Linked DNA regions of Homo sapiens: region 2 is linked to region 1. Evidence: chromatin loops called from intact Hi-C (ENCODE). Cell type or tissue: natural killer cell. All regions are shown on one strand. Links, peaks and the distances in the headings refer to the core of each region. The heading gives the core; the rest is flanking DNA. Region 1 overlaps CD44 (CD44 molecule (IN blood group)). Region 2 overlaps CD44-DT (CD44 divergent transcript).

Region 1 (15,516 bases), core at 3,861-11,860:
CAATCTGAAGGTTAAAATAACATAATCACAACAAAGAATTTACTCAGTTGAAATATTAAAAACCAAATGAATCTCTAGTCTTTCATTAATGTAATAATGTATTTATTAATTTAGCTGATCTTTTAGGTGCTTACTCTGTATAGACTGCTTCTCAGCATGTTGCTTCTGAGGTTGACCACCTTTGGCCTAGGTGCCCAGAATATTTTTCAAGGTTACTGTTTTGGCATATCTCATCATGGGCATTTCTGGTTTTTTTTTTCTCTTGTTCTCGTTTTATCCTCTACTCTTTCATCCCTTGCTTTAGGAATAAAGATTTCTGCCTGAATCTTGGGCCTGACTGATCATCCACAGATGTTACTGGTAGCCCTCTGAGCAGCACTGTCTCAAGCGGTCTGATAACAGGCCCTGAAACTTCCACCCTGCATTCCATTCCTTGTGTCTTAAAAGCAGACTGCAGTGTAGCTGAAGCAACCTTCTATTCATGCCAAAGTGCTTTATTCTGTGACTATACCTTGTATTGAGCTCTAAAACCTCAGAGAGCTTTAAACTGGTTTTGCCTTTATAGAAAGGTTAAGTCCATTTGTGCATTACAGCTTTTATTCTGTGTGTGTGTGCATACTTAAATTAAAATGGAAATTTATTTGTTAGGTTAGTTTCTCCCAGAATTGCTCCTGGCAAAGAGGAAGAAGGAGATGGATGGATGGAGATGGATGGATAGATGGATGGAGAGAGGGAGGGAGGAAGACAGGCAGGCAGACAGACAGACTGCTATCACAAGAAAGGCTGTTATCACAAGTATTTTAAGTGTCCTGCTATAATTTTTGTGTACTTATAAAAGTGGATAGAAACACAAGTTGAACAAAACAGGTTTTGTTTGCTTCCTAGTACCTGGGAGCATCTTTTCCCACAGATAAAAAGGATAACCTTAACCTGCCCATTTCTTTGGGCAGTTAGTGGAACTAACTGGCAGTTTTATACATTCAATTGGAAAAAAACAGAAAGTTTTAGGAAACACCATTCTTGCAAAGCCTGTCCTAAAAGATTTCTCAGATTTCTTTAAAGAGAAGTATCACCTCCTTGGCGAGGCCATTCCTTACCATCCAATCTAAACTGCTTCATCACTCCCCCACACCTGTCACCATCACATAGCATCTTGCTCTCATTTCTTCTTCATGTTTACCACCATATAAACTTATCTTGTTCATCTTACTTGATGGCTGTTCATGGCACTTCTCTCAATCTCTGCCTTCTGCTACCTGCCTCCCTCCCTAGAAATGTATAAGCTCCACAGATGAGTAATAACTTTATCTGTCTTGGCCAGAACATTTATGTGTGATGGGGACAGAGAAACATGCAATAAAAATGTGTTGAATGGATGAAAAAAGAAAAAAGTACCGATATAATTTCCCAAGGGTCTATTCTTCCAGTAAACACACCTAAGATGTTAGCCCCCTAAATGCATCTCCAAATATGTACAGGTCACGCATTTAGATTATCCTTAAATGGTAATGCCATAAGAAATAATTAAAGGAAGTTACAGATATAACTCTTCATTTATTATTTTTAAGCATCTACTCAACACTTATATGCCAGACCATATAAAAGGAGAAAAGAAGATGAGCATGTTTCTGTCCCTGCTTCTGATAAACTCACAAGGTCATGGGGGACTGTAATAATTAATATTAATTTAGCTTTTTACAGTTTTCAAAAATATTTTCCAAAATTATTACACTTGAAAATAAGGGCATATAGCCAACCTGGGAGATTTAGGGGAGTATCTATCTTGTTTCTCTTGGAAATATCAGCAGAAACTGACGCAACCTATGAGATGCTTCTGATATTTGTATGTTGTGCATACCTGGAACCAGGCTTTGGATTATGGCTTCTTGATGCCAGGGATGAAACAATCTCCCCTAACTTCAAATATAACTGCAAGTAACAGTACACTGGGAATTTCCAGGCAGCAAGTTGTAATAGAATGGAGCATGATGTCACAAACCCTAAGACAGTTTTGTAAATTATTAGAGCATTTGTTCACATGGACCCCCTTCATGCTCCAATTCACCTTAACTTTTATAAAGAACATCAAATCTGGCAAATATGCTTAGTGGATTGACCCAAATGTGCAATTAACAGACTCATGCTCTCATGTCGGATTCCAGGGCCTTATTAGATAGCCTTTCTTTCCATTTAATGAGCTCTGTACTGCTTGGAAAGCTAGACCTGGTGAGGTGTTCCTGAATCTGAGGACTTGTTAGAAATTCTCTGAGGTGGGCTTTCTCATAAACCTTGGCTTCAACACACCAAAATAACCAAGAGAAACATTAATTATTCAGTCTAACCACTAATCTCTGGTTGCCAGATAGAAAGGCACCCTCTTCAATGCTTGATACATTTTAGGTATCTCATAAATATTCTCAAATAGTTGTTGAATAAAGGAGGAAATGGATAAACAAGTACATGTAGAATCTTCCCTTTAATTCTACCCTCAAAAGAAAATGAGGCACTTGACTGAAAGCAAGCTTAATAAATGAATCAATTCAAGTCAGTTCTGTGTTCACACAGAAGTCACCAGGCTCACGTTGGGCCTCAACCACTGAAAATGAGGGAAAAAAAATCACAAAGGCCTTTTCAAGTTCTGCCTTATTTTCATTTGTTAGCCACAGGCCATGTTTTCTAAAAATACTGCTAAAACTTAAGCTTATGGAAGCTATCTACTAAGATCAAGCTGACTTTTATCCCTGTAGCCGTTTTATGGGGGGGATCACAGCACTGGGACATGACCACCTGCTAGCAGCTTTCAGGCTAAATTAGATTCAGGGATCCTTGCAATGAAATCTTTGCATAGGGCAGTTTATCAAAATCTTTAGCTCACTTAATACCCCTATCATCTGACTCTAATCCAAGACATTCAGAATTTATTTATCCTTAAACACATTTATCCTCTTCTCCAGTTTCTTTCTTTTTTTTTTTTTGTCTCATTGCTTCAACAAGATTGTTAACTCCTTTAAGACAAGAAATGTAGCCTCCAGTTCTTTCTTACTCCATCTCTGCCTAGTGCAGTACTGAGCACATAGAGGTGATCAATAAATATTCCCTTTAAACTTAAATAAAAACTTACAAAAGTAGCCATCAATATCGAGTCAATTTGGAAAATAGACAAAAGGAAAAATATTACTTCTAGCTTTATTATTTAATTCATCCATTTTAGTAAGGAACATACCCCCTGTACTTCTCAAGCTTTTCAACTGAACTAACCCTCCAAAGAGAAGAAAATTAATCAATGCTCTTGCTCCCAACTCCAGGTATGGGCCCAACCTCATGAACAAAATTAAGGATAGAAACAAGTCTCAGTCGCAGCCTGCCTAGATGGCTTCGATGCCAGGCAATAAAACAGTGTGAGCTTCTATCTGAGTTGAGGTTCCTTTTAGCAAGTGAAACCAACTTGCAAAACAGGTAAGACAATGTGGGTATGCAACTACATAATTTATTGCATACATTCACTCAGCAAGACTCAATGGGAGATGCAATAAGCAGTGCCCAGAGACTCAGGAGTGTATAGCCTCATGCCAGCCCTTTCCCAATGAGTCAACCTCTTCATCTAAAGCACAAGCTTTTCCCAATGTCTCCCTCTGACCTGTTGCACTGAGATGGAGCTAGCTAGACCACATGTTGCTCTATGTCTATTTCTTACTTTTTTATATGTGGTTTTCTCATTATAATATCATTAGAACGACATGCTAGACATGGGTATGGGAACTGAGTATGTATGAGTCGTGTACTACTTAGTGTTAATTGGACTCCCTTCCCTTTAGTCAAACTCCATTTGTGTTCTTCACTCATATAACAGGGAGGAGTAAACATTCTACAGTTTTCTGTTCCTGTTTCGTATGTCTCTCGATAGATTCAGTGACCTGTAAATTTTTGTCAAAATCTACTGGCTTCACGCACTCCATTTCAACTAGCCAGCCCTGATACTTTGTCCTAAACTCTAGATTTCTTCTCTGAATTTCCACTCTGATCCCTACTGTTCACACAACAAAGGGTAGGTGGTGTAGACTAAAGCCACTGATGTAATCTCACAATTAATTTTAATTTTTGGGTTTTTTTTAGTAGTGAGTAGAAGAAAGATCTCATAATTAAGTTGATGTCCTTTTTATAGTTTAAAAATCCATGCAGCTTTTTATATTTTACTACCATATATATGGTATATGTATATTTATATTTGATGTATATGGTATATATATCTGTGATATCTTGATTTTATATATATAAATGTGTATATATTTATATATACATATATACATATATATAAATATAAATTTATATATAATATATAATATTTATATATATAAAATTTATATATATTATATATAATTTATATATAATATAATATATAATATATATTATATATTATATTATATATAGAATTATATATAATATATATATATAAATTTATATATAAATATAATTTTTATATATTTATAATATATATTTAAATATATAAATATAATTTATATATAAATTTATATAAATAAATATAAATATATAAATATAAATTTATATAAATGAATATAAATATATAAATATAAATAAATATTTATAAATATATATAAATAAATATATATATAAATATATATATATGTATATGTATATATCTGTGTTTGTCTCAGGCTGATAATGTCTTAAGTCCCTTTCCAGCTAATTTAACATCCCCTTCACATCTTTAGGGAAAACTGACACTCCAGCAAGATGTACCAAGTTTACCTCAAGGCTTCATCTTTCCCTTCACCCAACTTCAAACCTTCCATGGGAACAGAAGGCCCAGTTTAAGAGGTAAGACTTTTGATAGTTGGCATCGAGATATTTGACATTTATATTTTGATCCTTCTCAAAAAATTCTGAAAATTCATGATGCATAGAATTCTTTAATTTTGCTAGGACTTGAATAAGGCTCATAAGCCTGATTTTCTAGGTTAATGGTTGGGAGAAAGTCACAAAGACATAGAGAAAGGCTGGCCTGTGTCCTAGCATCTACATCTTAACTTAGGTTTCTTCTTCTCTGGTTCTTTCAACTGTTGGGTAAGGGATATTTAAGAAGGTCAAAGGCATACCATATACTCTCCAAGGCTTTTTTCCAGCCCTCTCATATAATAAATACCTCTCAGCTAAGACATTTGACTTACACCCCAAAGCTATCATTAGATTCATGTCACTCCCTTATTCAAAACCTGTAATGACTTCCCATCACACTGAGAATGAATCACCCCGTTAGCTGGCCCTTGCTTAGCTCTCTGACTTTATTCCTTGGCATTCTCCCTTCTGAGCACTGATATTCTCAGAACAGTCCAGGAGGCACTTTCCCTGACCACCTTCTCAGAAAATAAAAGCATCCCTAGCACTCATTAGCCTCGTATTTTGCTTTCTTTTTTATAGCACTTTTATCACTTTCAGACTTCATATAGGGCAAGCTTGTCCAACCTGCGGCTCACAGGCCTTGTGTGGTCCAGGATGACTTTGAATGTGGTCCAACACAAACCCGTAAACTTTCTTAAAACATTATGAGATTTTTTTTGTGTGATTTTTGTTTGTGTTTTAGCTTATCAGCTACTCTTAGTTTTAGTGTAATTTATGTGGGGCCCAAGACAATTCTTCTCCCAATGTGACCTAGGGAAGCCAAAAGATTGGACAGTCCTGAATGGTATTTAATATTTATTTGTTTATTGTTTGCCTCCCCAATTTAGCATGTAAGCTCCATGGAGACAGGAATGTTGGCTCTGCTGTACAGATATTCAGTGAGCATTTGTTATGTAAATGGAGGCTACATGAATCCCCACTTAAGCTGAGCTCCAAAGACCAGGCTCCCACAGCCTTTCACGCCAACAGACACCCCCCTGAGAACCAACCTGAAGCATTGAAGCAATATGTGTCATACTGGGAGGTGTTGGATGTGAGGATGTACACCCCTGTGTTGTTTGCTGCACAGATGGAGTTGGGGTGGATCCGGGGAATCACCACGTGCCCTTCTATGAACCCATACCTGTAAGAGAAAAACAACAGGATATTGACCTAAATGGCTAAGATGGGAATTTCATAATATCCCATTCAATGACATTTAATGCCGTGCAACACTTCATTCAGTTCACCCCTAGGGATATCGGAGGTTTCAACAACCGAGTTATTTGAAATCCAAAAATAACAGCATAGAGAGGGAAAGAGATCAACAAGACTGATAGAAACAAAGTGATTTTATTTAGAGACCTATAAAGAGCTTTAAAAAAAAATCATGAAAGGAATAATTAGTTTCAGTTAAAATTTGTGTTCAGCAGTGTTGAGTCTATTTGAACAAACAGAAGGAAGCCTGAGTCACAGAAGAGAGAAGTTTTGATGTAAGATTCATGCTGGCTCTGGAATACCTTCATGTTTTCCAGAAAATACACAAAATGGCCAGCTTCCATAGATAGGAAGGGGTGCTTCTTTATTTCAGTGCACACATTCCAGACCTGCCTCATGTCCCATTCCCCCACTTCTTTCTCAGCCACAACTTTTCCTGTGAGTCCCCTTACTCCATACTCCATTGCCCTAAACATGAAGCCTTGTTTATATGCCAAGTACACAGCACAGCACACTGCCTCCTGAGCATTGCAGGCATAATTCTATTGCCAGTGGGAATAAATTAACCATCATTACAATGGGAGTCATAGCAATTAAGTAAGCAGATAGCAACGGCTCATGTAGCTCAGGAACTTTCCAGAAGTAGCACAGCCAGAGAAATGCATAGCCCCTCTCTCCCCACCAAGGTATCTCTGGGAGTGTGTTACAGCTGGATACGACATACAGATACAACATACACAGCCCAGCCTCTTCTAGCAGCATCCTGGTGGCTAAAAACTTGCTTATTTTTTAATTGTGCTAAAAACACAATTTTTTTTGAATATAAAATGCCTCAAAAAATGAGATGTGGGCTGAGAAAATGCCATGTGCAAGGGAAGCTGTGGTGCAGCAGGAGGGCAGAGAGGAGGAAGCTAAATCCAGCAGGTTTTTCAAAATGCAATTCTGGCTAAAATGCACATTGATGCTTTTCATCTTTCCTGCCAGGGGCAACAGCATGGAGTGCATCACCCTGCACGACCCATGGAAATGTCTGTGAGTCTGAAGTTTCCAAGCACACAGAACTCCTACCTATGTGGCAATTGTAGCTCGCATGACTAATTTCTCATCTGAACAGACAAACTGGTTTCCCCAAAGCCTCCTTAGCTTGGCAGGGGGTGTGGGCACAATTAAATGGTAATAAGTTTTCATATATCTAAGAGTTGCTACCAATCAGGGTGGGGCAGACAAAAGAGAGTAGCTGCTAAGGTTTTATCCTAACCCATGAGACTCTGCCATCTGTCCTGTGGCAGAAAGCTGATTCATAGCTACCTGAGAGAAATTATGGAAATGAGTTTTGCAATACTTAATACCAGTTATGGGTGAAATGATAGATTTCTTTGGCACAGTTTTTCTAAATAATACTTCTTGGTGAACCTACCCACCAACTCACCCCCATCACATCATGTCATCAAGTATGGATAACACCAACATTCTAGAATCTATTGCATTCTCTTTGTAAGCTATTACTGAGTTTTTGCCACCTCATGTTGCCTACCGGTTTTATGGGTCATGCTAACTGTAAATTGGGGATATTAAAGTTTATATGTGTGTATGTGGCATGAGTAAGTTACTGTTCACAAGGAGGAAAGAATATTCAGCAAATCCAGGAAGCATACTTTCCTCCCCTTTTAAGCCCCTGAGGAGGACTTGGTCATTAAAATCCTGTCCTGGGCTGAGGCTAAGCAGAACCAGAATCCTAACTCCTCCATAGGCAGGCTGTGTGTGCAAATTCGCTAAGCCTCGGCTGCTTCATCCATAAAATGAGGTGATAATATTGACCAATACTGCAGTTTGAGGATTAAGTGAGGGGTTTGGCCAGGTGGGCAGTAGGGCTCCCAGCATCTAAGTGCTTGATGATTGGCCAGTGGCAGTTGTAAGAACTCCCCTGGTCCTCAGCACATGGCAGCATATCTATATTTTGCAAGTATGCCTTGTTTGTATTTCACAATCAAAGTTCAGCTTACTAAATTCACTTTCTTAGGCCAGTGGCCTAGTCAGGGCCATAATTAAACAATTAGCCTTGGGAATAGAATAATGGATTTGCTAAATGGCCTTTTTTCATTGCATCCTACAGTGCAAGTTCAGTAGCCACCAGAGCTTTCTCCCTCTCTCTGCTCCTTTCATATTCCCCCAGACCTAGCTCTGAACACATACAGATGTCTATGTACATCTGCTCTTTATTTTAGAGCAGTGCTCCTCAATAGAACTTTCTGCAATGATGGAAATGTTCTCTAACCTGGGTCATCCAGTACAGTAGCCACTGGCCATCGGTGACTAACCGAGCACTTAAAATGTAGTTAGTGCTAGTGAAGAACTAAAGTTTTAATTTTAGTATTTTAATTAGTTTAAGTGTAAGTCACCACATGTGGTTAGTGGCTACCATATCAGACAGGGCAATTTTAGGCAAAAGACTTTCCTTTTCCCTTTCAGCAAGAGTCTCAGCCATCACTCATAATGTGGGTGCATGACTGTACCCAGTGTTGGAGGATAGAAGCACTTAACTTACACTTCATGGTTTCCGTAGAGTTCTGCAGCTTGACTTTTCAAAAGCAGTCTGTGTGCATGTGAGTGTGTGTTGCAGAGAAAGGGGAATCATATTACCTAAAGACACTGCAAAAGCACAGCTACAGGCTGGGGTAGAAACTTCAGAGCAGTTGCAGAGGTTACTCAGTCCTCTTCTAGTGAAAACAAATCGAACCACAACAATTCACTGTGATTGCCACCGTGGCTTGCTCTTCTTGTGCACCGCTTACCGCAAGGCCATTGGAAATTCAAAAAATAAAGTCCTTGCTTGTTGTGATTATCTTGCTTGGAGCCATAGTTTGAGGAAGGCTCTATGCAGCTCTAGAATAACTGGTAGGAGCCCTCTCAGGGCTCCCAAAAATAATATATCTTAATATAATATAGCTTAATAACTTTCATGCCTTTTTATTTACTTTTTCAAACCAGAGAAACATAGAAGAGAAACCAAAAAAAATTTTTTTTAAGAGAGAGTAAGAGAGAGTAGTTTGAAAAGTCTGCTTTGATCCAAGTCTGCAGGGCCAAGACTCTAACAGCCACATATTTATTTCAAACACTGTTATTTGGTTTATGTTTTCTTGTGGTTCTGACAATGATACTGCAGCTTCTTCAAAGCCAGGAGAGCTCTGTGGAAGCAGGTTAGACAAGAGGATTCCAGCCGAGAGGACCCCTAATGGCTTCCTCTGGGTTCCCGCTCTATGATTCACAAAGGTGTCTTTAGCTGACTTTAAACTCCAGTTGTCATACAGGTTGCAGATTGACTTGGCCAAATTAATACGTGGGGTTGACTCCTTAGGCAATAATCCATTCAGCTGTGGGAAAGGAGCCTTCCAGTTCTAAGCCCAGCTGCCTGGTCCCAGGCCGCCAGCTTTCCCCAGTGGTCGGGTGCTGGTCTCTTACCTGCAGGTCTCAAATCCGATGCTCAGAGCTTTCTCCATCTGGGCCATTGTGGGCAAGGTGCTATTGAAAGCCTTGCAGAGGTCAGCGGCCTCCGTCCGAGAGATGCTGTAGCGACCATTTTTCTCCACGTGGAATACACCTGCAAAGCGGCAGGTTATATTCAAATCTATGGGAAGAAATAGAAATGTTAGATTCTTTTGCATAAATAATTTGGAGACAGTAATAAGTTCAGTTTAGGACAGACTCCTTAAAAAGTCAAATAAGGCCGGGCGCGGTGGCTCATGCCTACAATCCCAGCACTTTGGGAGGCCGAGGTGGGTGGATCACCTGAGGTCAGGAGCTCAAGACCAGCCTGGTTAACATGGCGAAACCCCGTCTCTACTAAAAATACAAAAATTAGGCCGGGCGCGGTGGCTCAAGCCTGTAATCCCAGCACTTTGGGAGGCCGAGGCGGGCGGATCACAAGGTCAGGAGATCGAGACCATCCTGGCTAACACGGTGAAACCCCGTCTCTACTAAAAATATAAAAAATTAGCTGGGCGTGGTGGCGGGCGCCTGTAGTCCCAGCTGCTCCGGAGGCTGAGGCAGGAGAATGGCATGAACCTGGGAGGCGGAGCTTACAGTGAGCTGAGATCGCGCCACTGCACTCCAGCCTGGGCGACAGAGCAAGACTCCGTTTCAAAAAAAAAAAAAAAAAAAAATACAAAAATTAGTCAGGTGTGGTGGCACATGCCTGTAGTCCCAGCTACTTGGGAGGCTGAGGCAGAAGAATCACTTGAACCAGGAGGCAGAGGTTACAGTGAGCCGAGATCATGCCACTACACTCCAGCCTGGGTGACAGAGCGAGACTCTATCTCAAAAAAAAAAAAAAAAAAAGAACAAACAAACAAAAAGCCAAATAAACTTCTCTGCTAGCCAGAGCCTTCAAAATTCACTCCAGCATTCCAAAGCACCATGATATTAAGCTCAAATCTGAGAAAAGACATGGTAAAATAATATCACTCTTACATTCTCTCCATTGATTGCTCTGCAACAAAGTTTTTAAAAAGCAAATGATTTAATTTTGATTATTGATGTCATACAAACTTACAGAAAACTTACAAAACACAGGAAAGCAATGAAGGAAAATAAGTCCACCACTACAAAAACTACAGCAAACACTTTTCTATATCTTCTTCCAGTTTGTTTACTGAATACACACATTCACACGTGCACACATGCACACACGTACTTTATGCATATATACATAAAGTATGTATCTATATACACATACACACATACACACAAATATACATACTCACACATATGCTTGCATAATTGAAATGGTACTGAATATACAGTTCTAGATTTAAGAGTCATTTTTCCACTTAATCTTATGTTATGAGCATTTTTTCACAATCAAGTGATCTCTCCCTGGCTTACAACCTCCAAGAGTTTATGTTCATACCCAGTATAAATGTTCTTATTATGGCTAAAACCAACATAATCTGGCTCCTGGCTCCCTCTCTAACCTCAAAGTAGCTTGCTCTGCTCTAAGCACAAAGCTTGTCTTCAATTCTCTCAGACATTCTGAGCTCCTTCCCATCCTAGAATATTTGTATCTGCCTTCCTCTCTGTCTGGAATGTTCCATCCTCAAATGGTCACATAGGTGGTTCATTTTTTTTATCATTCAGAATTTTAACTCCACGTCACCTCACTTTAGAGTGCTTCCCTAAACACCCTTGTCTAACCCCCAGTCTCTCCCTCAACTCATTTGGCTTTTGTGTCTTCACAACAGCCTGGTCATCTATTGATGTGTGTGGTTACTCTCTTTCTCTCCTTCCTGGAATGAAAGCTCTGAGAAAGCAAGGGCCTTTTACTTGCTTGCAGCTGTTATCTCTAATCCCTATAACAGTACCCAATAGAAAGTAGATGCTCAACAAGTATTTGTTATATAAACGAATGACTCATTGAAATTTCCTCAGAAACACACTTTTAATATATTGGCAGACCAAAAGCCTGTCGTTTGCTCTCAGAGTTAATGGCATTGAAAATGAAGCCTAACTGCTATCAGTTGGGTAAAGAATTATTCAATACAAGGACTTTAGTGAGTTTTGTAGACATTAATCTGAAATTCCAATAGAGAGCTAGAAATCATCCTCTTCTACTTGATCCTGTGTAACAATCTCAAAAGACTTCAAAGGCTGTAATTGAAAACTCCTGGGACTATATGACCCCCGGTTTACACTTGAGGAAACTGCATGCAAAGGGTTAAGTCATTGAAACTATCCTGGTGAAGCTTATTCCTCCTGAACACTTCCTCAGGCCTCAATGACTGTCCTTCTCTAAGAAGACATGTTGACATCCTCTTGGGACAATGCCCCAAGTGCCTGGCCAGGCACCACTCCTTGTTGTTAGTTAAGAACCAGGTCTGGAATCAGACAGAACTGGCATTAACCAGCTCCATCTCTTCCTTGCACAGTTCTAGTGGTGGGTAGGAAGATTCCACTTATTTACCAACAAGAAAGTTGAGGCTCAGGGAAGTGAGTTGCCCAAGGAAGTGAGTGAGTACCTCTATCTAGAGCCTATAGTCTCCTTTCTGAATCCCAGTTGCTCTGTTCTGTATTTCTGAGCTGACAGCAATAGGAGAGGGGACCTATTACTGCAGTGTCCCTGGGTACCCAGTACCTTTGAGATTCTGTGTTGCATCATCTTCAGAAACCTGAAAGGTGAGTTTTATGTATGTATGTATTATTTATGGGTGAAGCTCAGAAAAATTAAATGACTCCCCAACGTCACCCAGCTCTTAAGTGGCAGAGCAGGAAATCTATCTCAGACCTGTTTACCACCCAAACCCATGATTTGAACCACTTTACTATGTGCCCAAGGATCCTTTTCTATCATTAGTGCAACTGAAGAAAGGAGAGAGGCACACCTAAACAACTGTTAAATAATGACAAAGAGTCATTATTATTGAATTGTATGGGCAACCACTGCTTTCTCTTTCCTGAGCAGGAAGCAGGTCTCAACCACGAGGAAACAATGTCTAACAAATGCAAAATGAGGTAAGAAAACTGTTAAAATTCTGTATTATCTTCCTTGATTCTGAAAATAGTAAAAGAAGAAACAAGAAATGGAACTTGAAAAGACATAAGCCAATGTCTATTATTTTTATTTTCTTTTGTTTGCATCATTAGCACATGGGGGGAAAATAACAACTAGGTGAAATGGAGAAAATGTGTTTTTGCAGTTCACTCTTTTTCAAGCCTAATGGTGTTCTCTTAAGCCACTCATGCAGCACTCGGCTGATGGGGCAATGAGAGGATAGAGAAGGAAATGCATAAGGCCCTTTTGCAATACTATTTGTTTTTACTGACATTTTCAACTTTGGCCTCAGTTGGCCAGTCTTACAAAAGGAAACTGTCAATCTACATGACAGACCTTCCGGGGCCTCTCCTTGTCCAGCACACAAAAGAAAAACAAAGCATTCCTATCAGCTTCTTGAAGATAAGGCTGATAGGGGAGCCTCTGATTCCAGGTGAGGCAAACTACCTGTCTGCCCCTGGCCCAGGTGGCTGCTGTCACTCTCAGGTTAAAAATCAACTCTGAGGCATGGACAATAATTGGAGCTCAATGGTAGTTTCTTTCTTATTACAGTCAATTCTACCTTGCCACCTGGCAGACAGAATATGCAAATGTAAGAGGAACCAATTGAGGCTGAGACTTTTCAGTAAAATCCCTTGAGTTTCATGAGTTTCAGCAAAATCCCTTGAGTTTCAGAAGCCAACATAACTTCACTGACAATACATGCATCCATTGTGTGAGTGTGTCTATATGACGGGTCTTCCAAAAGTTCCATGAAAAATACGTGCTATGAAAAAACTATACATAGATTTCAAATTTTTTTTTTTGCACCAAAATAAACTCTCACTAACTTGATATATCTGAACAGGATCTAGTTTGAGGCACTAACAAGGATAAGACATGTTTGAAAAGATCCTCTCTCAGAGCAACATGAATTCTGCTAAAATTGAAGCAAGAACACACACCAAAATTTTTGGTGAAGCTTAGGTGGAAGAATGAAAAAATCATTGATGCTTTATGAAAAGTTCATCAGGACAATGTCCCAAAGAAATCAGCAGCTTACAAACAGATAACTTGTTTGAAGAAGGGACAAGATGATGTTGAAGATGAAGCCTGCAGCGATATGCCATCCACATCAATTTGGGAGAAAAAAATTAATCTTATTTGTGACTTAAATGAAGAGGACCAATGATTAACAGCAGAAACAATGGCCAGCATCATAGACATCTCAACTGGTTCAGCTTACACAAATCTGACTGAAAAATTAAAGTTGAGCAAACTTTCCACTCAGTGGTTGCCAAAACCATTGTGCCCAGATCAGCTGCAACCAAGAGCTGAGCTTTCAATGGAAATTTTAAACAAGTGGGATCAAGATCCTGAAGCATTTCTTTGAGAATTATAACAGGAGATGAAACATGGCCTTATGTGTGTGATCCTGAAGACAAAGCACAATCAAAGGAATAGCTACCAAGAGGTGGAAGTGGTCCAGTCAAAGCAAAAGTGGACAAGTCAAAGCAGGTGGACCAGTGTAGAGCCAAGGTCATGGCAGCCGTTGTCTGAGATGCTCAAGGCATTTTGTTTGTTAACTTTCTGGAAGGTCAAAGAACGATAACATCTGCTAATTATGAGAGTGTTTTCAGAAAGGTAGCCCAAGCTTTTGAAGAAAAAATGTATCGAAAAGCTTCACCAGAGAGTCTTCCTCCATCATGACATGACAATGCTCCTGCTCATTATTCTCATCAAACAAAGGCAATTTTTTTGAGAATTTCTATGGAGAAGCCATTAGGCATCCACCTTATAGTCCAAATTTGACTCCTTCTGACTTTTTTTTTTTTGTTACTTAATCTTTAAAAATCTTCAAAGGGCACCCATTTTTCTTTAGTTAACAATGTAAGAAAGATTGCATTGATGTGATTAAATTCCCAGGACCCTCAGTTCTTTAGGGATGGACTAAATGGCCGCTATCATAGCTTATAACAGTATCTTGAATGTGATGGTGCTTATGTTGAGAAGTAAAGTTTACATCTTTAAACTTTTATCTTTTAATCTCATTTTTCCATGAACATTTTGAATTCTCCTCATACTTATATGTTTGTATGCAAGTGAGTGTGTGGTTGTATGTGCATGTGATCAGCCAAGACAGGATGAAACAGACAAACTCAACCTTTAGCCTTCCTAGATGTGAAGGCTTAAGCAGGTTCTGACACATTGTAGGTATCTGCAAAGGGCTGCTGATTGGATGAAGAAATCCTATGCAAAGTAAAAATTCCACAGCTTACATTTATCTTGATCTCATGAGAAAGTCCAACTCCTAACCCTGACGCTATTTAGCTACTTAGGAGTTGCAAGAATGGTGTCAAATACTTCATTTCTGGTCAACTATCCTGTGAATGTTCACAATCCTTCTACTCTAGGTCCCTCTTGACTTAAAAGGAGCCAACATTTTCAAGGCTGTGTGTCATTCAAACCCTGATAATTTATGAAGACATTTCATCAGGTTTCCTTGATACTAACGCAAACCCAAATTATTACCCGGGAGGATATTAATAATGCCAACAGCAAGAGCAGTGGCTAATATTTATTGTGCATTCATTGTGTATATGCCAGGCTCTATTTTAGGCACTTTAGAATTATTTACTCATTTTATCCTTAAAACATTCCTATGAGGTGGGTAATATTAGTATCCTCATTTTCCAGATGGAGAAACTAACACACAGAGAGGGGAAGAAATAAAGAAACATGCCCAAACTCACAATGAAGTAGAATTAAGGCAAGGTTAAGATGTGAATAGCCATGGACCACAGAACATTGCTTGACAGAGTGCCAGTGTCTCTGGCAATGGTGCTAGCCATGCTGCAAACCACTATAGAGAGGCAAGA
Region 2 (15,516 bases), core at 3,814-11,813, 52 kb after region 1:
AATTCATCCTTAGTTCATATTCACAGTGTGAATTCTACACATATAAATGAGCAGTGGTGAAAAAAGCTCTTGCGAAATAATTATTAGTAAAGTCTAAATAAACCAGTAGCTGGGAAGCAATCTTCATGAAAAATAAATAACCTCTAAGGATTAGTCTCAAGCTAACCAAATGTGATTATAGAGCTGAGCCTTTAGGATTAATAAGGCTTTCAAATTATGGTAAATAAAGAAATTGGTGTGGCTGCTGCACCCTGGAAGTCCCAAGGGGAGAGATGCAACTGGATTTTTTAGATAGATCCATGTTAGCCACAAAATGGGTTTTACGCAGACCTTTGGAGGTTAAAATAGTATGCAGATAGGACAATTCCTAGACTTGGATGATAACAAACTTAGAAATGTGAATTTTTGACGATGAAATTTGAATTAATGGTATGTGGCTTTATGTAGCAAGCTAACTGGAAGGAACACAAGCAAAACAGTCTATATTTTATGCACTATTACTTAAGGGAATGTAATTATATTTATTTTTAATTATATTTATTTTATGTTCATGTAGTAACTAAAATTCATATTTATTCCTCTTCTCTCCACTTCATACAAAGTGGTTAAACATCTATTGGAAGGCTTTAGGAATCTGTTTTGATGAACATTTAAGCATGATTTGTTTTGGACATATCCATGGTTGGTATGTAAATGGTAACTAAGAGCCTTGTAATTATCTAAAAATTGCTTGTTCTCTGCACTCATTTACTATGTGACTACTATGTGCTGAGAACAATTTATACATTCTTGGTTCTGTCATAATTAATCATCACCACTCCTTCACTGCCACTATTGCCATCATCACCACTACCACCTCCACCATCACCACTGCCACTATCATCACCACGATCATCACCACCACCACTACCATTATCCACCATCACCACTAGAGTTATTACTACCATCACTACAACCAACATTATCTTCAACATCATAGCTAATAGCCAGTACTTTCTACATGTCAAGCCTAATGTCATTTAATTGTCACAACAATCCTATGAAAAGTTAATTTCTATTTTACAGATAAGGAAACAAAGTCTTAGAGAGGTTACAAAACTTGTCCAAAGTCACATTTTTATTTCACTTAGCAAATCTTTCCTGGCTTTAAGAGATATGGGGATAGAAAAGTTTAATCCCTTTTTGATTCTTGATGTAGCAAAAATGCTAAATTAATGGAGTCCTAATTCATCAGTCTTTACTAAATTTTATTCTGAATCATGGAAATCAGTTTCTTTTAAGAAGGAAGATTTCCTTTGGAAGCTTTTGTTGGAGTGGAGGAGGTGAAAAGAGTATTGCTAAGGTAGAGAATGGAGAATGTTGACTCTCACAGCCCTCTGACAAATTAGAATCCTAGAATAAGACAACTTTAAATGTGTAGACTCGGACCGTGGCTATTCAATGGACAATTTTAGATTTGCATAGGACTATGCCTTGATTCCTTAGAGTATCATTGTGAGATGGTTGTATATTCTGACTAGAAATAACACCATTTTCTCTTTGCAGCACCTGAGAGTTTATTCAGTGACGATAATACTCACAAGACCCTTTTTGGATTTGTGGCCCAACCCACAAGTTATAGTTCCTTCTCTGAATATTTCATCCAGATTGTGAAGAGCAGCTTCTGGCAGCCACAGTTGTACTATGTGACCCCTACTTCCCATGCCCAGGACTGATTCGACCCCGTAGTAGACACCTAAAGCAATCCTGATCAGTCAGAGTCTTTGTTCCTGACATTTGGGATTAGAGCATGGCTGAAGGTTTAAGACACAAACTTGGAAGCTGTGGGGCAGCAATACACCTCCATGAGGACAGAGAAGCAGGGGAAATAAGAATAAACCAGAAGCTCACAGAAACGCAGGAAATACTTCTAGAGTTCTAACACTTTTCGGGTTTCTTGTTCTAGTCCATTCTTGACACACTTGTGCCTCACAGAAGCCAATGGCAAGAATGCAGTCAGATCCTTCCAATAAATTCCTTTTATTCTGTTTACATTAGCATAAGCTGGTTTCCGTTGCAACCAAAAAGACTTGATGAATATAGGAGAGCATCACACCATTTTACAAAAGAGTAAACAGTGGCTCAAGTGGATGGCGGATGCCCCTACCACTGGGTCTTGAATTCAGGACTTTGACTCTAAATCTTAGGTCTTCTGATTCTGAGGTCTGTGCTCTTTTCACCAGTTGGCCTCACCTATAATCCCTCCCCACATCATCCCATTCTACCCAAAGAATACAGTTCTCTCTCCTTCGTTGTGATAGAAACTAGACATCTCTGATACTTTGCCTACAGTTGTATGTCAATCCAAATGAGTGGCAGGTCTTCCGAGTCCCATCCTCCCAGATCTTCTCCAGAGAGCCCCTGTCTGCCTGAACATGCCTCACAGTCTATTTTCAAAGGGCAAAACCTTTCATCTGGCAGATGGTAACAGCTGCTTCTCTTTAAAACACCCAAAGGGTAGAAATTCTGGGCTCTAACGTACAGGCATAAGGCTCCTGCCAAGTCCTGACTGGGCTTAGCATCAAATCCTGTAGAAAAGGAATAGGTACAGAACATGGATGTGAGGCCAGGCCAAAACGCATTTTATTGCTGGCTACTGTTTCCCAGCCACAGAAGAATGCTGCTGTAGAAGGCATGGCGTGGGTGAGAAAGAGACTTGTTGAACTGAACTTTAATGGGAGAGGATGTGGGGAGGGTGGGCTAGGGAGAGAGAAAGGAAGAGACGTCTTGAGAGAGCTTATGAAGGTGAAAGAAGGCAAAAGACACAGATGTGACTCCATGATGAAGCAATGGAAAATAAAAGTCTTTTAATCATCCAATGGGAATTTAATGGACACCTTCTGTATGCACTACATGGATTCGCCACAGAGGACAAGCCACAGATGAGGAGGACCTGCCCTCTCTCTTCAGAGACTATGATCTAGATCAGAGTTGGCAGATCAGTTGCCTTCATTAGTTTAAGAACTATTTTGTATGCACCTCTATATTCCAGGCACTACTCTAAATTCCAAAAATACAACAGCACAAAAAGACAGACTGGCATTTTATTATCATCGAGGAAGTGGGTGGAGGGTGCAGGCAATTTTAATAAGGTAGACTAGGAAGGTCTGGGTGAAGAGGTAACATTTCAGGCAAATTTACATGAAAAAAAAAGTGCAAAGCAAATGTAAAGGCTTTGAGATTGGAGTATTTTTAGTGTGTTTGAGGAACCAAAAAGGTTAATGTGGATGGAGCAGAGTGAATGAGAAAGCAAGTAGTAGGAAATGAGATTGAAGAGGAAGGTAAAGCCAGCTCTTGTGCACCCTTGCAGGCCCCAGTAAGAAGTTTGGATTTTATGCCGAGTGGAATGGAATGACTTTAGTGGGTTTCCCCTAATTTTCACCTCTAATCAATTAATAATGACTGCTTAGTTCACTGTGATGAGAAAGATTCTGAGGCTTTACAGTTCAATGGATAAAAGTCCATTGATGGATTAATAATATACATCATGTCTGTAGCATGAGGCAGTGGTAACACTGATGATTAATATTTGACATCTCTGATCATGATGGAAGATTAAATTGTATTTGTCAAAGTACTCTGAGTTGTGCTGCAGTAACAACATAAGCAAAGTCTCATTGGTTTCACACAATCACCCAGGTGACTTCTTGCCATGCTAAGTTGGCTGTGGGTTCAGGAAACTCTCTAAAACAACTGTCTTCCATGCAGTTGCTCACTGATCTTGTGCTACCTCTGTCTCGTAACACAATTGCTGCAGCAGGGAAAAAGAATAGTAGAAGGCCTCATGCCAGTGATTAAATGCTTTGTCTCAGAAATAATAGATGTCACTTCTTTTCCCAGCCCATTAGCTAGAGTTAGTCACATGATCCCACCTAAGTGCAAGATGACTGGGGAAGGGTAATCCTTCCATTTGCCTAAAGGTAGATAAGAACCCAATGTGAGTAAGCAGTAAAAATCTAGCATATAAATCGACCTTAGAACAAGTCCAGTAATACTCTAAGGAAGCTTGTAATGCACTGGGTAAGGAGTAGTAAATAATAAAGAAATTCAGAGGCCAGGTGTGGTGGCTTATGCCTGTAATCTCAGCACTTTGGCAGGTTGAGGCAGGCAGATCATGAGGTCAGGAGATGGAGACCATCCTGGCTAACACGGTGAAACCCCGTCTCTACTAAAAATACAAAAAAAATTAGCTGGGCATGGTGGTGGGTGCCTGTAGTCCCAGCTACTCAGGAGGCTGAGGTAGGAGAATGGTGTAAACCCAGGAGGCGGAGCTTGCAGTGAGCAGAGATAGCACCACTGCACTCCAGCCTGGGCAACAGTGCAAGACTCTGACTCAAAAAAAAAAAGAGAAAAAAAGAAATTCAGAGTGGTGATACCAACATGTGTAGCTCAAAAAGTCTCTATAGAGAGGAAGGGTACTCGGGCCAGATCTTGATGGATGAGCAGCGTCCTGTTACTCAATCCTCACCATCTGATGCCCAATAAACGCCCCACTTTCCCTGGCTCAATCCCATCCACTATTCTGCAAGTCACTTTAACTGACTCTTTAGTCTTATTATTTTGGATGTAAGATGATATGCTGTTGAAGAGCATTGTTTATTTGCTGTGGAATTTTGGGCACTGTACTCAACCTCTTTGAGCTTAAGATCCCCATTTAATGCTTGATATAATTATCATGAAAATTAAAGTATATAATGTAATCATGCATCTATTCAACTTATCGAAGAGTTTAGAATATGGCAGGGTCTAAAAAACAGTCATTGTTATTATTGACTCACCCTTCCTTAAAATTATATTTTCCCTTGTCTTTATAGATACAGCTATAGCCTATCTTTCATTCTGCCTTTCAGATTAATTTATCTTTCTGTGTTTTGGGTCCAATTTCAGCTACGAGGTAAAACGGCTTAAACACATACACATTTATCCTGTGGTTACCTAATACTTGTAAGGGTTTCTGGTTAGATAGGATGGTGAAGAGGGATAAACAATTCAGGCTGATAGAGACTCTCCAATTTTCTTTTTTTTTTCTTTTTTTTCTTTTTTTTTTTGAGACGGAGTCTGAGTCTGGCTCTGTCGCCCAGGCTGGAGTGCAGTGGTACAATCTCGGCTCACTGCAAGCTCCGCCTCCCAGGTTCATGCCATTCTCCTGCCTCAGCCTCCTGAGTAGCTGGGACTACAGGCACCTGACACTACGCCGGGCTAATTTTTTGTATTTTTAGTACAGACGGGGTTTCACCGTGTTAGCCAGGATGGTCTCGATCTCCTGACCTCGTGATCCGCCCGCCTCGGCCTCCCAAAGTGCTGCAATACAGGCGTGAGCCACCGTGCCCGGCCAAACTCTGCAATTTTCAATACATGACTTCCGAGTTCACTGAGGTCACTTCCATTCAGTTGGTGGAAGGAAAAAGAGTATGGAGGAGAATTGTTTGTGAGGTTTTTATGGGCTAGACCTGATAGTGGGACCCTCACTTCCATCCACATTCCATTGGCCAGAACCCAGTCGCGTTGCCTCACCTAACTGCAAGGAAAGCTGGAAAGGTTATGTGGTCCAGTTGTGAGTCCAGAGGAAAGAGAAGAACGTGGAGTTCAGGAAGCTGTTGTCTTTGCTACACTTCTCTCTCCATCCCTTGCTCCTCCTCTGAGTCTTTTCCCCTGTTTCTTCTTCTAATGGGGGGTTGTGCATGTTGATGTCTTGGTCTGTACTCATTTCTTCACTTATTTCCTAGGTCCACTGCACCTGTCACACCACAAACAATGATAAAAACGGAGACACCTGGGTGAGCCTCACTCACTGCGCATGCCTCCATCTTCGAAGAGCTCCTGTTCACTGTACTCTGAAATAGACTGTGCAAAACATTAAAACTGACCAAATCAATAAGGTCTTGTTTTCAACATCTCTATGTTTATCTATGAATAGGAAAGGGACTGACGTGAGGTGGGACCATTGGTGATTTTGTTCTGAAATAAGTGAAAGTTTAATGGAAAGATACATATGGCACAAAAGGAAGATAAAATTTTTTTTCTTTTAGAAAAAAAAAGAAAAAAAAACACCTCTTTTTCTTTTCTTTTTGAGTTGGAGTTTCGCTCTTGTTGCCCAGGCTGGAGTGCAATGGCGTGATCTTGGCTCACCGCAACCTCCACCTCCTGGGTTCAAGCGATTTTCCTGCCTCAGCCTCCTGAGTAGCTGAGATTACAGACATGCACCACCACGCCTGGCTAATTTTTTGTATTTTTAGTAGAGACAGGGTTTCTCCATTTTGGTCAGGCTGGTCTCAAACTCCCAACCTCAGGAGATCTGCCAGCCTCGGCTTCCCGAAGTGCTGGGATTACAGGCATGAGCAACCGCGTCCGGCCAAAAACAACCTTTAATTATGGAAAATTTCAATCATAAATACATACAGGTAAAGAGAAAATTATAATGAATTTCCACACAGCCATTACCCAGCTTCTACAATTATCCACTCATAGCCCTTGTTATCTGTCTGTACCTCCTACCTCCTCCCCAACTGCTGGATTATTTTGAAACAAATTCCAAACATCATATACACTTATCTGTAAATATTCAGTATGTATCTCTAAAAGATAAGGGCTTTTAAACCCTTATTTAACCACAATACTATTATTACATTATTGGTAATTTTAAACTCTTTCTACTAGTGGCTTTGTACATGTATTATAAAAATATGTATATTACTTTTGAATTGAGCAATATTATTTTAAAAACATTAAGATTCAGTAAACATCACACACACACACACACACACACACACACACATGTTGAGTGGCTCTGAGATCACCTCTATGGAAACACCCTTGTCCTGAGGACAGTTTTCAACACATGCTAGGTGGACTCGATACATCTGCATTAGAAGTGAAAAGGAAGCCTCTCATGCTCACACTAGTCCTGTGGGAAATGGGGGCTGGGGATCTGGCCCAATCTTACACCCAGCCCACAGCACAAGCATAGTGAGTGGTCCCAACAGGGGACTCTGAATGACACTGACAAAGACGAGAAAGCAGGAGGCAAGGCACCCTATGGTGTCCTTCAGAGAAGGTCCTTCTGGCCCCTCGTCTGCCAGCCAGCTGATGCCCCAAAGTCTACCATCTGAGCATTTAAAGTCTGATCAGTCCCTTTGCCTTTGGGTCAATGAGTTTAGATGATCTTTCCTCCCCAGGATGTTTGACCCAGGGTCGTAGATGTGGGTGAGGGCATGAGAACTCTGAGCACTCAGAAAAAAAAACAAGGGAAAACCCAGAAACACCCAGCTGGCTTTAGCCCCAGTTATGCCTAAGTCTGACTTTCTCAGAAGTAACCAATGTCCTCTGTCCCAGTCCAGATGGAGCTATACCAATGGTGGTTGCTGGTACTCTCCAAGTCATTGCTTGCCCTTGTTCATGGATGGAAAACTTCCTCCATTCTCACCTAGTGTTGTGGGTCAGGGGACATCCAGCATGGGGGAGTCATGTCTCCACAGACAAACCAACCAACAACAACATTTCCGTTGCTTCGCCCAATGGAGAAGCCGCCCCTCATCCAGTGAACAGTGCCTGCTCCCCAAATCATTGCATTCAACAGGTGCCTCCTGCTTTCTCCAGGATGCAGAAGAATGATGACGATTCTACCAATTTCCCAGATATTTTTAACCTTTCTCAACCTCCCCATCCTTTTTGTCTTCTTTTAATTTCTGTTTTTCTCCCACTTTTTCTCCCCTTCTCTTTTTCTCTGTCCTCCTCACTTTCTCATTTTGCATCCTCTCCTTATTTTCCCTTCATTCCTATCTCTTGCCCTAGTTCCCCTCCCACCAGTCAAATATATGACTGTTTTGGGGAGTTTTTTGGTTTAATTTCACTCTTTCTTCCCCACCTTGGTCTTGCTGCTGCCTGCCACCTCCTCAGACTGGGTTTGTCCCTTTTTCTTCCCCCACCCACAGAGTGTCAGCTCCTAGTGGCCTGATTCAGACCTTTTATATTAGGTTGGTGCAAAAGTAATTGCAGTTTTTGTTTCTGTTCTCATCACACGCAATCTGGAAACTCACTTGCAGAGCAGAGCAGATGCTCAGGGGGCAGCCCTCAGGTCACCTCTCCCTTCCCTCTGGTAAGCAGTGGCAGGCTTCTCTGGTCCCCAGTTGGAGAGGAAGGGAGAATGGCAGGGAGCTGTCCCATGGGATGGACTTGGAGGGCACAGGAAATGCTTTGCTGTCTGGGGCAGAGCCTAGGTCTATGCCTATACCGTGGATGGTTTCAGGAAGCCCCATCTCCAAGGGGAGAGAAGTAGAGAATAATTGAAATGCCACTTATGTCATCAGAGAGGCACTGGGAGAAGGGCTTTCTAAGAACATCTCACTTACTGCTGCGCTGGAGGAATGGCTATTGCCACTTAAAGAATCTGAGGATCAGAGAGGTTAAGCCATTTGCCCACACTCACACAGCCAGGAAGCAGATGGAACCTGGTCTCACACCAAAGCCCTGTTCATTGAATTGCAATGAGGGCCTCTGTAGATGGAGGAAACGGACTAATCAATCATACTACCTTTTTCCGTCTTAACCCTCTGAGAAAGTCACTTACCATCCAGCGCCTTAGCATTTGTTTCTCTCTTCCTGCTCTTTACTCATTTACATCTTATTTCCTCTAGAAAAGTTTTTGCTGTATTGTCTTTCCCTCTGCCCTGTCCTGCCCCATGTGCTTCTCTCTCACGTCTCAGTGGTGTCACCAGCATCTTGGGCAGGCTCCTGAATACCTCAGGACACAAGCTGTCTGGAGACAGAGACAGAGTTTTCCTTTTCTGTGGGATGGTTATAGGAAACGGCACTTATGACTTCAGTGTCTGCTGAAAATTTAAAGAGACTCAGGAGAGAAGAATCTAACCTGGCTGCAGCCTTCTTGAAGGTCAGGCTAATATCTGCGGTTTCGATGAGGCTGAGCCACATTTCAGCAGGGACAAAGCTCTCTGCAAGTGTGCCCATTGACCCTGCTCCCTACCAATGAACTAGCCAGTGTACACACATACACGTGATTCTGCCTGCAGTACCCCCTATGGATATGTTCTTCTTTTCTTGACAAAATAGGGCCTCTGCAATGTTGGAAACAGCTTTAGCAAAAAGAAAAATATTCACCTAGACCCCACTTATTATTAAATGTTGTTATTTTTATTTGTGCATATTTCCTTTCAGTGTTGGATCACAAGTGGGCCTGCTTTTTTTATACTGTTGCCATCTGGGTATACATGCCATTTTCTCCTCAGCTTTGTTTCCTTAGCCTTACATTCTATAGTGCTCATTTTTTTTTCAGCTTTATACTTATTTATTATTTACTGGACAAATTCAAAACTTTATTTTTAAATTTTACTTTAAGTTCTGGGATACATGTAGAGAAAGTGCAAGTTAGTTATGTAGGTACACATGTGCCATGGTGGTTTGCTGCACCTATCAACCTGTCATATAATTTTAAGCCCCACATGCCTTAGATATTTGTCCTGATGCTCCTCCTCCCCTCACCCCCCAGCCCCCAATAGGCCTCGATGCGTGTTGTTCCCCTCCCTGTGTCTAGGTGTTCTCATTTTTCAGCTCCCACTTATGAGTGAGAACATGTTGTGTTTGGTTTTCTCTTCTTGCATTAGTTTGCTGAGGATGATGGCTTTCAGCTTCATCCATGTCCCTGCGAAGGACATGATCTCATTCCTTTTTATGGCTTCATAGTATTCCATGGTGAATATGTACCCCATTTTCTTTATCCAGTCTATCATTAATGGGCATTTGGGTTGGTTCCATGTCTTTGCTATTGTAAATAGTGCTGCAATAAATATACATGTGCATGTGTCTTTATAGTAGAATATAATGCTCATTTTTTAATGTAAATTCTGGAATTATTATTTTAAAATTACGTCTAGCATTCTATTGATTTGATGTAGCATAATTTATTAATATAGTTCCATGCTGGTGTGCATTCAAGTCACTTCCTTGGATTACAGAGATATAAAACATAATGGAAAATTTTACACATATAGCTTTTTGCTTCTGTGGCATTATTCCTTCAGAAAACTGATCAGAAATGGGAATGGTTATAAACAGTTTGATTGCAATATGGAGTTAGTATCTAGAGTGGAGTCGCAGTGGCCAGGTTAAAACCCAGGTTTGGCACTTCTAGCTGTGTGACCTTAGACCAACTATTTAATCTTTCTAAGCCTCAATTTTCTCAAATGTAAAACAAGGCTAATATAATACTTAATTCACAGGGTCATAGTGAGGACTTCATAAAATAATAAAATAAAATAACACATATCCAGCATACTTTAGTTGGTACTAATACTACTGCTGCTGTGACTACTACTAACACTATATTTCTATTATTTTACCTTCAGCTGGCTCAACACCAGTGGCTGAAACCCAGAATGTTTCCTAGAGCCAAATGCAGTCTGATTTGCAATAATCCAACAGGTCAAATTATTTTAGAGTCACTTACGCCACTCACTCATCCCGTCCATCCTAGCTCAGAAACTCTATTCTGAGCTCAGTTCTTATATCATCCCTTTTAAGGATCTTATATCATCCCTTTTTAAAGGCCTCTGTAGAATCCCAGTTTTTTTAAATTTTGGAAACCACATCCCAGCTCTCACCAGGAATATGAAAATATCCCTCACATCCTGCAGAAAATATAGTTACATCGGAGCAACAGACTACTAATAGATGGGATGTGAGGCTTTATCCTCACACCATTATGCATACCTCTATTTTTAGTTTTATTAAAACTTACCAATTTTGATTTCATGGTTTGAGTTAGAGTCTAGGGGTCCAAAGAATAATGCCTTCCACATCCCTTCCTGAGTTCAGAACCAAATAAGAAAAATATTTGGTTCTGAACTCAGGAAGAGTTATGGAAGGAATTATATAGGAATCAGATAGACAGAGATTGGAATCTGAGCTTCATGACCAGAAAAAGCTGAAGAAAAGAATACAGCTTAAATATGTAGCCACAAGGGATTCTCTAATCCTGTCCCCTGAAATGAAGTTGCAGCACACCTCATAAAATTTCTAGCTTTCCTCACTTGCCACAGAGTGGATAGCAGCCCGGAATGGACCCTCACTGCAGATGACATATCTGAGAGGGAAAGGGAGGTGCCAGGTGGAAAATGTCCACTTTATCTCCAAACTCACCATCAACAAAGAGAATTTCCTCCTCCTTTTGTGGGGAGAAGGGAGCAAAGGATGGTTAGAGAGGTTTGCAGCTGAAGTTCCTCAACATGAGAATATCAGGCCAGTGTACAACAGGTTTCTTTTGGGACCCAATATTTGATCTCATGCTGACCTGCTAGATATGATGACAACAGGTTCATTCTCACCATTTGGACCTTTGACGGTTTCTAACAGCCATGGTTAGACACACTCTCTCTCTCTCTCCTGGCTTTCCTCATAACACCTCTGGAACAGTGTTGACCTACTACCCAACATGGGGATGCAGGGATGTGACATTTACGTGCTTGAATCATGTTTTCACACCACTTTCTTGTCACTTTATAATTTCATCCACCATTTAATAGGATTATTTCAGCTGCCAAAAACCCCTAAAAAAATCTCAATTCAAATTGGCTCAATCAGGAAAGAAATGTATTATTTCACACCACAAGAAGTAAGAAAAAAAATAGTGTGTTATTATTGACAACTCTGTGATATTGGACCCAGGTGCTTTCTATTACTCTGTTCTGTCATATATGCCCCTGGCTTCATCCTAAGACTGGTTCCCCTTGTGGTCCTAAGATAGATGCTGCAATTCCTAGCATCCCATCCGGGAACCACATCTTCCAGAAGAAGGGAGACCATTCCACCTCTTTTTAAAGTTTTTTTAAATGAAGAAATCTTTCCTAAAATCCCTTTCACACTGTACTGACCACTGGTAAACCAATCTCTAAGCAAGTAGATAGAACTACCATTATGGGAGTTATGAATACATTGGGTGGATACCCTAACAAAACTGGGGCCCTGACGAAAGGAAAAGGGGAGAACAGATGTTGGACAGGCAGACAGCAATATCTGTTGTGCATCACTAGGCATTTGCTTCTGTGGTTATGATTTTAAAGAGCTGGTCTCCTTCTTTCTCTCTTTTCTCATCTCTGAACCTCAATTTCCTCATCTGCCTTCTGCACCTTGCAAGGCTGCTGTGATGATCAAGTGAGATAATGTGTATAAAGTACAAAGTGCTGTGTAAACCTTGCATCTGAAGAACATGAGTTTCTCTACCACTGCCAAGGGATAACTCACTCCAGACACTAGTTGTTGTTTGCAAAGTTGGTGTAGTTCTTATAAGACTGGAAACCAGAAGCATCTCATCACTAGGATGGGTTCTTCTGACCTCTATATATAACAAAAAATGTGAATTCAAATTTAAAGCATATTAGGTGAACATGAAAAAATGGTTAAAACCATAACGAGATACCATCTCACAACCATTAGGGTGTCTGCTGTCAAGAAAACCCCGAAACAAAGCAGAAAGTAATAAGTGTTGGTGAGGATGTGGGGAAATTGGAACCCTGTGCATTGCTGGTGGGAATATGAAATGGTATAGTCACTATGGAAAACAGTATGGAGGTTCTCAAAAAATTAAAAATAGAACCACTACATGATTTAAAAATTCAATTTCTGAGTATATTTATCTCCCAAAGGATCAAAAACAGAATCTCAAAAAGATATTTGTATACCTGTGTTCATAACAGCACTATTCACAACAGCCAAGAGGTTGGAAGTGCCCATCAATGGATGAATGGATAAACAAAATTTGTGTTGTAAACAAAATATATACACACACTCATAATGGAATATTAGCCTTAAAAAGGAAGGAAATTCTGACACATGCTGCAACATGGATGGATTTTGAGGACATTATGTTAAAGGAAATAAGTCAATCCAAAAAGACAAATACTGCATGATTCTGTTTACATGAGGTATCTAGAGTAGTCAAATTAATCGGAACAGAAAGTAGAATGGTGGTTGCCAGGGGCTGGGGGAGGAGGAGATGAGGCATTGTTGTTTAATGCACATAGAGTTGAAGTTTTGCAAGATGAAAAACTTCTGGAGATTGGTTGTACAACAATGTGAACACACCTAACACTACAGAATTGTACGCTTAAAATGCTTAAGATGGTAAATTTTGTGTAATGTTTTTACCACAATAATTTCTTTGTAATGAAATAAAAATTTAAAAGTTTGATAACATGCATGCAGTCCTGGATAGTAAGTTGGGAAATAGGCATTCATATCCACCCCACAAACAGATAATGGCACTTTAAATGTGCTTTCTTTTGTGGATAGTGGTTTGGCAATATCTCTCAAAATTAAAGGTAGAGGAAGGAGGAAAATCAGAGGAGCATTATCAAAGAGGAAGTCCACAGGGCTTAAAAGAAGGGCTGTCAAATAATAGGAGCAGGCAGGACCCCATGAACAGCACTGGAATCAGTGTCCAGAGACTGCCCAGCCTCTGCCCAGCAGGTGCCATTTGCAGCCAACATTAGGAAGTTTAAAGCAAAACATCCCTTGCCAGTGGAGAAAACACTGAATCTTTCCAGTACTGAGGGTCTGTATTACCTCTCCTTCTCATGACCATCAGGTAAAAGCCTCCTACCTGTCATGTGCTGATCATCTTGATAGGACTGCCATTTACCCATGCCCTCAGATTTTGCTAAGCCATCTCTTTGACATCCATATTAATCAGGGTAGGCTAGCTAACAAACAGACTCAACATTTTAGGTGTTAATGTAGTAGTAGAACTTTATTTCTTTCTCACACGAGGTTCAATGCAGGTGTTCTTGGTCAAGCAGCTCTCTAGAGCAGTTTTCCTCCAAGCAGTGAGACTCTGGGATTCAGGCTTCCTTCATCTGGTGGGTTTGCCTTGCTTAAGTCCTCCTCAGAGTCTTCCACTGGAACTTGTAGATTCAACCAGACAATGAGAGAGAGACCATGAAAGATTGCATGGGCCATTTTAGGGGCTAGGCTTGGAAGTGGAGTTGTACATTATTACCACCTATATTCCACTGGCAAGACCCAGTCACATGGCAGCACTTGTAGTCTTCTCGTGTGATCATGAAGAAGATGAGATAATAAGAACACATAATGTGTCTGCCATAGTACCTTATATGGATGGACAACCCTCTTTATAACAGCCTGAACACTTAAGCCCCTGAAACAGAGGGAATGTCTGGATACCTGGAGGAACATGGTGATGAGTTCAACATCCCCTCTGTCTCACAGCTATACTTTGTTGGGCTTATAAAAACCATCTTGAAATGCTCCCAGCCCATCCCCAACTGCCACTTGTGTTTATTCATTTTATAATCATAGAAAAAATGAAGAACTCATTTCCACTTGGACAAAACCAACTTTTCTCCTCTTCCACCCACCATAATTTTATTACAGAGACCACATTTCCCAACAATTACAAAGAAACCCTCAAACATACTACAATGAGTAGAGGAATGAGAAACAGATCCCTGCATCAGCTTAGTCCTCTCCATGGAGGAATTCCCCCCAAGCCAACATATCCAAATTCTACCTATTAGTTGGGGCACATCCCAAGACATAAGTAGCACTTATTTCTTCTTTACTTCTTTTCTTTCTCCTTCTTCTTCTTCTTTTTTTTTTTCTTTTTGATAGAGTCTCACTCTGTTACCCAGGGTGGAGTACAGCCTCACACTTTTGGCCCCAAGCAACTCTTCCACTTCAGCCTCCCGAGTAGCTGGGACTACAGTTGCGTGCTACCATACCTAGCTAATTTTTTAATTTTTTGTAGAGGCAGGGTCTTGCTGTGTTGCCTAGCCTGCTGTCAAACTCCTGGGCTCAAGCAATCCTTCGACCTCAGCCTCTCGAAGTGCTGGGATTACAAGACATGAGCCACAGTTCCCACCCTCACTGCTCCAGCCCAGAGAGATCCCATCCCTTTCTGCCTTACTTAACACTGATTGCTTTTGTTACCATCATTTGACTTTTGGTTATCATTTGTATTGAATTTCACATCTTAATGCAACAAATATCTCCTAAGCACACTTTGTTCCAGACTAGGGGATTCAAAATTATAAAGAGAAGCAGCCTCCCTGGAATATGCCATCCCGTGAAGGAGGCAGATGAGCGTGCTGTAGAGTGGATGTTTTGGTGCCATCAGGTGTACACAAAGCATCTTGGAGACTCAGGAGGGCAGAGAGTCCTTCTGAATGAGGATAAGTTGGTGCCTTTGAATCTGGACTTTGAAGAGTGTATAAGACCTTAACAATATAGTTTGGGGAGAGCATTCCAGGTGAAGACAAGAATGAGAGAAGGCACCAAGGTAGGACTGTGAGGGGAAATTTCAAGAGAAGCAAGTTATCCTGTATGGCTGGAGATAAAGCTGGAAAGATGAATATATCCGCTGGGATTCTTTTAGCTGCAAGTAACAAAAGTATGTCTTGACCAGGCTTAGGCAACGGGGAAATGTATTTTACACAATGGAGTCCAGAAGCA

The links. Peaks named below come from ENCODE experiments on the same cell type or tissue, not always from the same donor. Only the 100,000 strongest peaks of a DNase experiment are listed, where the experiment ranks them.
Region 2: it touches region 1 in a loop (1.9-fold over the local background); 9 of 110 quality-filtered maps call a loop at or near these places.

Annotation. Positions count from the first base shown.
Region 1 is chr11:35,170,798-35,186,313 of GRCh38, reverse strand. CD44 (CD44 molecule (IN blood group)) reads right to left here. Exons shown (of 18, transcript NM_000610.4): 2 at 9,574-9,739; 3 at 5,907-6,040. Among named protein-coding and RNA genes, the nearest start is that of SNORD164, 16 kb to the right of the region's middle. RefSeq lists an enhancer at 12,754-13,255. In natural killer cell, for the core only: no CTCF peak of the experiment used is centred there; DNase peaks (open chromatin) are centred at 8,763 and 9,284; H3K27ac peaks cover 1,551 bases.
Region 2 is chr11:35,119,170-35,134,685 of GRCh38, reverse strand. CD44-DT (CD44 divergent transcript) reads left to right here. Exons shown (of 3, transcript NR_120528.1): 3 at 1,546-2,036. Among named protein-coding and RNA genes, the nearest start is that of CD44-DT, 11 kb to the left of the region's middle. RefSeq lists an enhancer at 7,883-8,172. In natural killer cell, for the core only: no CTCF peak of the experiment used is centred there; a DNase peak (open chromatin) is centred at 8,005; H3K27ac peaks cover 89 bases.